3 separate regions of the Mus musculus genome follow, and regions 2 and 3 are each linked to region 1. Evidence: chromatin contacts called from ENCODE Hi-C or POLR2A ChIA-PET data. All regions are on one chromosome and are shown on one strand. The core of a region is the stretch at or near the end of the contact, and the rest is flanking DNA. Distances in the headings are between cores, read along the strand shown. Region 1 has its middle 65 kb from the start of Gm35039. Region 2 overlaps Gm34576 (a long non-coding RNA gene). Region 3 has its middle 5.8 kb from the start of Gm34924.

Region 1 (3,153 bases), core at 198-2,697:
TTCTTATCTGTTAAAATATCTTACATCTAAAAGTATGGTGGTGGCTAATTGGCCTCCATTCCCAATTCCGTTTCTCAAGGAGGCCTGAGAGGACTAGCGAAGATGACCATTCACCCAATTTGGGCATCAGTGAGAGAGGAACACAACACCTCAGGCCCAGGAAACAGGCCATCTTGTCCGGGCTCTGTGCAGGCATCCTCCTGCATTGGATGTCTCACTATCAAGCTAGCACTGACTCCACCCTCTCTGCATTAATTCTTGTCATGAGCCAGAAGCCTCGAATATCAATCTTGTTTTTCTTCTTCCAGCATTTCCGATACCAATAATAACACCATTACCCTTAAGTATGAGTCTGTATACCCGACACAGAGTGCTTTGGGGTCATTGAAATGCTCATCCGTCCTTTCTAGGTCTTTCATATCTGGGAATCAGCAATGCAGAAAATGGGATTCAAGAAGAAAACAAAAACCAAAGTGAGGCTTGAAATGAGCGAAGCAGTGCGGAGGGCTGGCACGAGCCGACTGCCACCAGAGCAGGGAGAGCATGCAGGTCGGCTAAGGGAGCGCACCGCGAAACTGGCCAGCCCCTTAGCAACATCCGCATAGCTGACACAGAACACTCTGACTTGGGGAGGGATGAAAATACCGGGTGACATCAGAGGCTCCGAGCACAGCCAGGGCATTCTAGAGGTGTGTGGTGTCAGGACGGCCTGTGCTGGCCTCATTTATCTACCTGAGTCATTTGAACAAAGCACTCGCTGGCTTAGCTTTGTTGTGACTAGAATTTGGAACCAATCCCCTGGCTCTGCCCCCATGGGTTTTGCTACTGCAGCGCAGCGTGGGTATGTAGGAACACAGACCGAATCCTGTGGCAATCAAGGATAGACTGTTCCTTCTCTGGGCCACAGGCTTCCCTAGGAAGGAGCCTTGGCCAAGTGTTTGTGTGTCTCCAGAACCAAGTGTCTGGCAACCAGCAGGTTTCTCGTGAATAAATGACAAATCCCAGAGACACATTCTGGGAAACGCAGGGCTTTTGTGGTGGCAGCATGCTCAACAGCACAGCACTGTGCTGTGGGACTCTTTAGTTTGTGGGACTCTAAGAATAATTTTCACGTCCTGGGAAAAGTGTCTGGCGCTGATTGCACATGCGAAAGTGTCGTGACGTGGGGATTAGGGTTGTCACAGGCAGACTGAAGGCCTTAGAAAAAGCACACCAAAATGGAGGTATTCATTCTAGGGAGGCTGCAGAATACTCAATGAGCTGGCGTTCTTCTCCTCCGAGTGAAGAAGAGGCCATGCTTGAAAACGGGGCTGTAGAAGGAAGGTCTCAAGAAGCCTTACTTCAGATTCCGTTCAGACACCCTCAGCGAACTCCCACATATTCCTCACCTTTCCACTAGGGGGCAGACAGAGGACGGAGAACATCCCAGGCAGGAGGCCGGTCCCTCACAAGGCAATCAGCCTCACACCAACACACTAGGCTGTTTGTGCTATGCAAAAGGCGAGGCTAAGCCTCTCTCTTCCGGCCTGTCACAGTCTCATTGATACTGCATGGTTTGCCTGTGACATCAGACACCGAAAAGTATGACAACCAAACTGTACGGTTCAAGGTGAATGTCAATAAATAGAATAAAAGGGGAGGAGGGGGGGAAGGAAGAAAAAAAAAGAAAGATCCCTGATGTTTTTCTTACCACACATGGTTTGGGGGGATCCTTCATTATCCAGAGTATTCATGATGTATCTGAATTCAGTGACTTCTCACAATGAGAAGATAACTGGAAAACTGCATACGACCTCTCTCTTGACCTCTTTCTATTTACAACAGCAACGTGGTTTCTATCCAAGTCACTGTTTCCTTCTGAGAGCCCATTCCACAGGCCTCTGTGTATCAACACACAGAAGGAAATATTCCAAGGGATATATTTTTTTTAATAACTCCCACATGCCTTAAAAAGTCATTTCCTCCTAAGACATTCAGGGCAATCGGGGCCCCTTAATTGGCTTAATTTTTATTCTTAATCCTCAAGGGTCGAGGAAAAAACAACACGACTATCTTCCTGTTCCTATTACCCTTTCATAAACTGTTGAGCACACAGGCTTGCCTCTAAAAGAAACCACAGTGAGCCTAAAGGAATAAGCATTTGTCAGGCCAGACCCCAGACTGGAAGATCACTGCAGGTGTGAGTCACTCATGGGAACTCTGAGGGTCTGAAAGCCACTCTCCCACTTGCAGAGGTGAGGGCGGCGTTGGCTTAGAACTGGCTCCGTGTTTGCTAGCATTAATAGAAATGTCTGTCAAAACAACGTTTTGTGACTTTTAATGAATTGCATCTTTAATTGTGCTGAGAAAAAAGTAAGCAAATGACGTGAGTGAGCTTACTTACAAGGGAAGGGTCAGCCTGTGTCTAGAACGTGGGTTTCCTGTGGAACGAGAATTCTTGTGCAAATCACTTCAAGCCATCCCTGATTTTTTTTTTTTTTTGAATGCTCTCCCTGATTTCACGCTGATAGCATCACAGCTCAGAAGATCCTATGAAGACAGCCTGACATCAAGCTGCTTTCTTGGTTGGCAAAATGATCTTAAGAATTACCTAAAAATGTGCTGTTTCTAAATGATTTGTTCATCTAAAGTCATTTGATTTTCAATTAAAATAAAATAAACAGGCTTGGCTATATTTGGACACAGATGTTGCTGTGGCTTCCAGATTCCTTTGTTTAAAGGTGACAAGATGCGTGGAGAAGACATTCATCTGATTGGGTATTCAGGCTTACAAAGAAAGTAATTACAGGGCCAGAGAGAGGACTCACCCCCCCCCCCCCTTCATCTAAATTCCCTTCCACATATCAACATAGTTTGACCTTGATGGTTTTAAATGTAAAAGACACTGATGTAATTCAAATAAAGCAATTTTTCAAATACCCCAAGGAATCCGGGATCAGAGATGACAGGCCTGAAGGATGAAAACCTGAGGGGCTAACGGATTCTCCAGTCCTCACGGTAGATGTGTCTTCCCTTCCTATTGAACTAAGATATTTTTGTCTTCTTTCCAGGGAACATTTGTTTGCCCAGTCCTCTGGAAAACGCCCAAATGCTGGCTTCCCCTTCCCCTCCCTCTCTCTTGCTCCCTCTCTCCCCCCTCCCTTTCTCTCTCTC
Region 2 (3,153 bases), core at 352-2,851, 410 kb after region 1:
CTACAATATGATTGGGTTATTTCACTTCTGGGTGTACAGTCAAAAGAATTCAAAGCAAGTCTCAAAGAGATATTTGCATTACATAATTATCATAATAGCCCAGAGGTAGAAACTCCTCAAATGTTCACTGGCAGATGAATGGATAAAGATGTGGTATAGACATACGAAGAATGGGAAGGAGGCTCAACTGTTAAGAGTGCTTTTTGTGCAAGCATGACTTTAGTTTCAATCTCTAGCACCCAGGAAAAAGGTAGGTTTGGCTGTGTGTGCCTATAGCCTCAGAACTGGACACAGAAGGCCAGTAGAGCCTAGAAACTTGCTGCTCGTCAGCCTAGCAAAAGGGGGGACTTCAGGTTCAGGGAGATACCTTGTCTTAAAATATAAAGTAGAGAGGAATGGTAGGGGACACCTGAGGTCCTCCGCTGGCCTCTGTATGTGTTTACAGATGAATAACACACACACACACACACAATTTTAAAACATTTAAAAATTAAAAGACCTCTGTGTTGTTCATGACAGTATAATATTTCTTTAAAAAAAAAAAGAAAAAAGGAAAAGAAATGTGTCACCTGCTACAGACTGGGTAAACGTTGAGACATTATACTTAAGAGAATAATTCTCACAAGAGGACAGTGTCAGTGTATTACTGCTGCTCAGATGAAGGCTGACAAAATCACACAAGCTGACCCTTGACAGGTGGTGGTTTAAAGCTGTGTGTGTGTGTGTGTGTGTGTGTGTGTGTGTGTGTGCGGGGGGTGGGGGGGTGTCTGTGGCTGGGGAATACATATTTAGCAAGCATGGAGTTTCTCATTGTCACAGGGTAGGGGTTGGCAGGCTTGCACATGTGGGGCAAACACTCCCCTACTGAGCTGCAGCCAATCCAAGAAGGTCAGTTTTGTAAGATGAAAAATTTAGAAGGATCGTCTAGTAATACATTTGTGTGACTGTGCAAATATTGAAACGAGCCCTTAAAAATAAGTTGCTAAATCTAATGTTGTGTCCTCGACCTCAATAAAAATTTTAAAGATTAGGTCACACAACTCTGGTATGTTCTGATTTACAAACACGTATATTCAATTACTGGCAGTGTACAATGGAACTGTTTAAATACGACTGAGATTATGAAAAGAATTTTCCCTCTGCATTTTTTCCTTAAAGAATTTTAAGTGAAATTAGCAAGTTTATATATTGAGTTCTGAGAATAGTGTCAGTATTAGTGTTCAAATGAGGGATTTGTTCTTGCCTATCAAGTGGCCAGAAGTCAATACTCAAGTGGGTGAACTTTGGCAAACTGAGAACTAGCAGCTGCCCTGGGGCTCCCTCCCCACTGAGCACAGATCCCTCAGTGCAAGGAGATGCAGTCCTGCTTTTTCTCAGGAGTTGGCATCCTGCCTGCCCCCTCCCTTAGCGGAGTGTAGGCAAAGTTCTTTTATTTTGTACTTTCTCCCGGGAACAAAGCACGTCCTCCTGCCTGTTTTGAAAGCAGAGGCCCCGAGCCCCTGCACAGGGAGAGCTCAGTCTTGGAACATTGGCTTGAGCAGTGTGCAGCCAAGCCATCTGTTCCCAGTCCCCACAGTTTCTAAGCACAGGCAGTGCTTGCTGGTCCTGGCCCGCAGGCCCCTGGCCGCTGTTGAAGTGTTTCATCTCCAGTATGGAGCCATTTGAGTTGATTGGAAACATCTCCTTACCCTCCTACTCCCCGCCCAGAGCATGTGCCCTTGACTCTGATAATAGTCTTGGAATTATTGCACGATCAGCAGGTCCCAGCGTCCCATCCCGGGTGTTTCATCCTGCCAGCCATTCAGGGAGGAGCAGCAGTGAGGTTGCCTGTGCCCGGATCCAGGCCCAGCACTGCTTCAGAAAGGATTTTACACTTCGCTTACAGTCTAGAGCTTTCTGGAATTGTTTAATGATCGTTTTCCACTAATTTTCGCCTCCTGCAGTTTTCCTCATGTAGAGCTGAGGTTGTCATTACATCCCAGCAAGATCCGGGAATCGTGCAGGAAGTAGATCTAAATACTATCAACTTCCCTTCTGGTGCAGGAAGTAGACATAGGCCTTCCTTCCAGTCTTCCTTCACAGAAAATTCTAGCCTCTGCTCTGACTCGTCTTCCCCCAACCTCTACACCCCACCCCCACTCCTATCCCCACGCCACGCCTCCACCCCTGGCAAAGAGGTGGTAGGTTCTGTGTCAGTTAAGACTGTGGCAGGGGCCGGGTGAGGTGGTACACACTTTTAATACCAGCACTGGGGAAACTGAGATCAGGAAAGCAGAGGATCTCTGAGTTTGAGGTCCACATAGCAAGTTCTAGGACAGCAAGAACTACTGACTTAGTGAGACCCTGTGTCAGTGATCCTGTACAGGCTGCTGTAGTTATCCTATAGGCAAGAGTCCTCAGAAGTGAACTGCACCTCCCTCCCACCCCCCATCTCCTTGGATCATGGGGACGATGATAACAGAATATCACAAGGGAAACACTTTTGCTGAATCACAGACAGCTTTACAGAGTTTGGGAAATATTTGACTTTTGAGTTACAAAGTAGGAAGATTAGATGAAGGCACAGCAGATTAAACTCTTCTGTGGGAAAATGTAAGCTCCTGTTTGTGTTCAGTTGTTTGTAGTGTCTTGATTAGACTCAACATCCACTAATCTTTTTACTCCCATAATTACACAGTTACAATTTACCTGTATTAGTCATATGAATTACAGCATAAATGTCAGATACGTTGTATAAAAATTAAGTATGGATTTGTGAAGTGGAAATTTCTGGTTTCTTCAGAAACTCAGTTGTGCCATGTGATGGTTTTTCTGGAAGCTGTTGTGTGAGAGGATGTTTGGCTGAAGCAGACGCTTTAGAGGTCGCTTGATGTTTGGGAAGAGTGTGAGTAGAACCCCACAGACAGCGAAAGGATGCTCTTGCATGGTGATGCCATGCGAAGCTTCTCTGGTCTTCACTTTGTAGAGAGAAATGTGCTAAAGAACTTCTCGTGGTATTCCAGCTGATTCTTGCCACTCCCAATGACTCATGCAGATTTGGCTGAGCCTTGTGGTTTCTGCTGGATCCGGCTGCTGCTACAGTTTGGTGTTTGCTATTGGACTGGACTTCTGATATCCTGACAATGAAGATTAGAATTGCCCCAAAGAACTACT
Region 3 (3,153 bases), core at 438-2,937, 280 kb after region 1:
TGACACCTCACAGGTCTTTGTCTTTGGAATGTTTATTCTGAGAATTGTCTCAAGAAAGATGAGTGTTAGGTTGTTTTGGGGTTTTTTTTTTTTTTTTTTTGCTTTTGTTTTTTGTTTTTTGGAAAGGAAAGGAAAGGCACAGTAAGCTGGAATCCTGTCTTTAAATGTAGCTAATTTCTATTTAATTGGCCAGTAACTGCATTTAAAATAAACACCAGTTGGTAATCAAAAACAGGAGGATAAAGACTGAGCAATTGTGTAAGCAAGATAGAATTACTAAGCCAAAACAAAGTTGGAGGGAAGTGCAGAGACACACTGCTTCAGAGAAAACACAGGAGAGGAGAGACAGCTGTGGGCTCACAGACCTCGGAAAGATGAGCAGCAGCTACAACCGTTGGCGGAATGGATGCTAATCAGCAACTGATCTCCAGTTGTAAAGCATCGGTTCCTTTATTAAGTAAAAAATTTAAAACACTCATAAACAGCAGCTTTAAAACCGTCATGCAAAATGAGCTGGGCACACCCTGGTGTATCCCCAGAGACAGACAGAGAGATTGCATGGAGGTCCAGGAGACTCTTTGCTGAGGGCTGGCTTCTGGGAGTATAGTAATTCTGAGATTACTTCCCTCCAAGGAGCAGAATGTGCCATGGCAGAGCAGAGAGGGGCATGCCTGAACTCTGTGCTTGCTGCACCACCCAAGATGCACAGATGTGTCTTGCACAGGCTCATGCCTATAGCTGTTCTGTTTGGCACTGAGAGAAGAGCAGAGAGGAGAAAGGAAGGGGATGGTGACAGTGCCTTGGGAAGGATCTTGAGGACATGAGCAAGTTCTTCAACTTGAATCTCCATCACTTTAGGTTACACTTAAAAGCCAGACCTTCGCCTGTCCCATCTCTAAAAGGCTCACTGTTTGTCTCCCTTCTAATTAGCATGATTTTTCCCCCTTGAACACTGGGGTTGATTTTCTTTTTTTCCCACAGACAAAATTCACATCCCTGCTTACTGTTTGGTTCATTTGGAAGCAGTACTTATTCATCAAAGGGACTAAAAAGCCCTGGGAGGTTGAGTTCGAAGAAGGACTACACATGAGGGTCACAGTAAGTAGGCACTTCTCATCAAATCAGCTGCCCAGGGATGCTAAAGAGCTTTTTAAAGGGGAACTAATAAGGTCATTCAGCATCTACTGGCTTCTACAAGCCTTAGCTAAATTAGTCCTAGCATACAATAACCCTGTAAGGTAAAATAATGATTCCTGGTATTTTGAAAGCAATCAGTGATCCACGAAGAGGGAGTTAATGTCCCCCAGAACCAAGATTAAAACCGACACATTGAGGGAGGTTCCACTCCCTTCCTGTGATCGAAGGCCAGCTTGTTTGTTTCCAAGCAGGACCTTGGGTGAGGCGCACTTGCTCTGAGAATCCCGCAGCCACTGGAATGGCTGGCCCCTCTCAACTGAGTTTGCTAAGCACAGTCCTTTTCTAAGGCTGAGGGAATGCAGGTTTTGACCGCTGAGGCTGTTGAGACGGTTTGCTAGTTACATATTCTTGTAAGTTGTCAGGAGTCAGCTTTGTCTACATCCCCTTCCCCCCACCGAACACACACGCACGCGCGGACTCAAACCCTGGGAGGGCGGCCCTGGGCCACCCACACGCTGGCACACTTGTGTACGTGGAAGCCAGCTCGCTCTCCGCATTAGCTGTGGTGTGAATTCTGAGTCACATCTGCACAGCCGGAGAAGTGAAAGACTGTAATTTACATACACCCCAGTTCTTGTCGTTAAAGCGGAAGATCTCCGTGTTAAATTCTTCCTTTCAAGTGATTACTCATCATCCAATTGAGGGGAAAGCCTGGGCTATCACCTAGGAAAGCGATCTAATCCAGCGAGTTTGTAGTCGCTGGACGAACGCAGGAGGCCTCTTTCTGGTACCGTCTTGGGGAAGGTGGGAGAGTGGATGGTAGAGTCCCCTATCCGCCCCCCCCCCCACCCTATTCCACCCCTCCCCTCCACACCAGGCTTCCTGAAATTTTTAATTCAGAAAAGGAGTACCTCGGTTCCTGTGTATTGGGTAGGAAGTTGTAAAACAGAACACACTCAAAAATAAGCATTAAGAGTGAGCTCCAGGACAACCAGGGTTACACAGAGAAACCTTGTCTCAAAAAAAGCTTTAAGGCTACACTGAGTCTGTCCACAGCAGGAACCGCCGGCCACTGCGTTTGCATAACGGTAGTGTCCACTCTCTTGTATCCTCTACAGGAAGTGCTTGGTCCATTCCACTAAAAATGGCTGAATATTTTATTGACTAAAACCTGGGGGATGGAACTGCACATAAACATATCTGGAGGGCCGATTTTAGTTGTGTTTATGTCTCATGGTTGGAATCCCTTTTAACTACATATTTTAGAGACTTGGAACAGCTCTGAAATTCAGACACTTGATGAACAACAACCACAGACGTGTCACAGCAACATTTGGACACTTTGAAGATGGTGGCAGGGACTTTAGTGGGGAGGCATGAGAGAAGAGATTTTTTTTCTTCCTAATTATGACACTTTAGTAGCTGGGTACAGACTTCAAAAAGCTAGTACAGACAGAGCAAAATCGTACTGTAGAGCTCCGTTGGAAGGATTCGTCTGCCAGCCGTCACGATGTGGAAAGTTCATCTTTTCATCTTATAAGTAAAAATATCCCTCGGTTCCCCCATTAGTAAGGGAGGGTGGGAAAAGGCATGCGCACTGCACACACTCTGCAGGCAACTCTCTTCAGGGACTCCAAGGTCCTGTGGCCTGTGAAAGAGGTGCCCTCTGCCCAGGGCTCTTAACTTCACAGGGATAAGCTTTTCACCCAGCTGTCCAGGGAACAAAGGGCATGTTTCATCTGCCTACACCCACAGCCCCCTGGGTGGGGCAGGGGGTGACAGTCCAATGCCTATCACATGGCCTCTGGCGCATAAAAGCTTTTAAATAATTCTGATTTTGAATATCAAATTGACATGAAAAGTGCATTTAAGAAGAATAGGCATGATCCGTGCTGAAGAGCATGCTCTATGCAAATAAGTTGGGCGGTCACTTGCTCATTTATAGTCCTGGTTCTCAACTTAGGCTATGTATGGTATTGCTTGCTCTAAAATCCTGATACCCTATAGCATTCAATC

The links. A loop is a pair of places that touch in the nucleus more often than their neighbours do. ChIA-PET counts read pairs that join two places held with the same protein, here RNA polymerase II (POLR2A).
Region 2: a map of heart shows a loop between it and region 1 (1.9-fold over the local background). The contact joins two enhancer-like sites. A Hi-C loop is called at or near these places in 1 of 37 maps with a recorded cell type or tissue (heart). POLR2A ChIA-PET finds 5 or more read pairs at or near these places in 1 of 5 experiments (Patski).
Region 3: a loop to region 1 is called in a map of left cerebral cortex, with 2.3 times the contacts of the local background. The contact joins two enhancer-like sites. A Hi-C loop is called at or near these places in 1 of 37 maps with a recorded cell type or tissue (left cerebral cortex). POLR2A ChIA-PET finds 5 or more read pairs at or near these places in 1 of 5 experiments (Patski).

What each region holds. Positions count from the first base shown.
Region 1 is chr3:65,861,750-65,864,902 of GRCm38, reverse strand. No RefSeq gene overlaps it. Among named protein-coding and RNA genes, the nearest start is that of Gm35039, 65 kb to the left of the region's middle. Within about 2 kb of position 1,447, at least 1 of the 3 ENCODE cell types and tissues checked has a DNase peak (open chromatin) inside an H3K27ac peak, as active enhancers do; it is heart, where a contact is called at or near this core.
Region 2 is chr3:65,454,384-65,457,536 of GRCm38, reverse strand. The region is part of intron 1 of Gm34576 (a long non-coding RNA gene); the gene reads right to left. Among named protein-coding and RNA genes, the nearest start is that of Gm34576, 6.5 kb to the right of the region's middle. Within about 2 kb of position 1,601, at least 1 of the 3 ENCODE cell types and tissues checked has a DNase peak (open chromatin) inside an H3K27ac peak, as active enhancers do; it is heart, where a contact is called at or near this core.
Region 3 is chr3:65,585,090-65,588,242 of GRCm38, reverse strand. No RefSeq gene overlaps it. Among named protein-coding and RNA genes, the nearest start is that of Gm34924, 5.8 kb to the right of the region's middle. Within about 2 kb of position 1,687, at least 1 of the 3 ENCODE cell types and tissues checked has a DNase peak (open chromatin) inside an H3K27ac peak, as active enhancers do.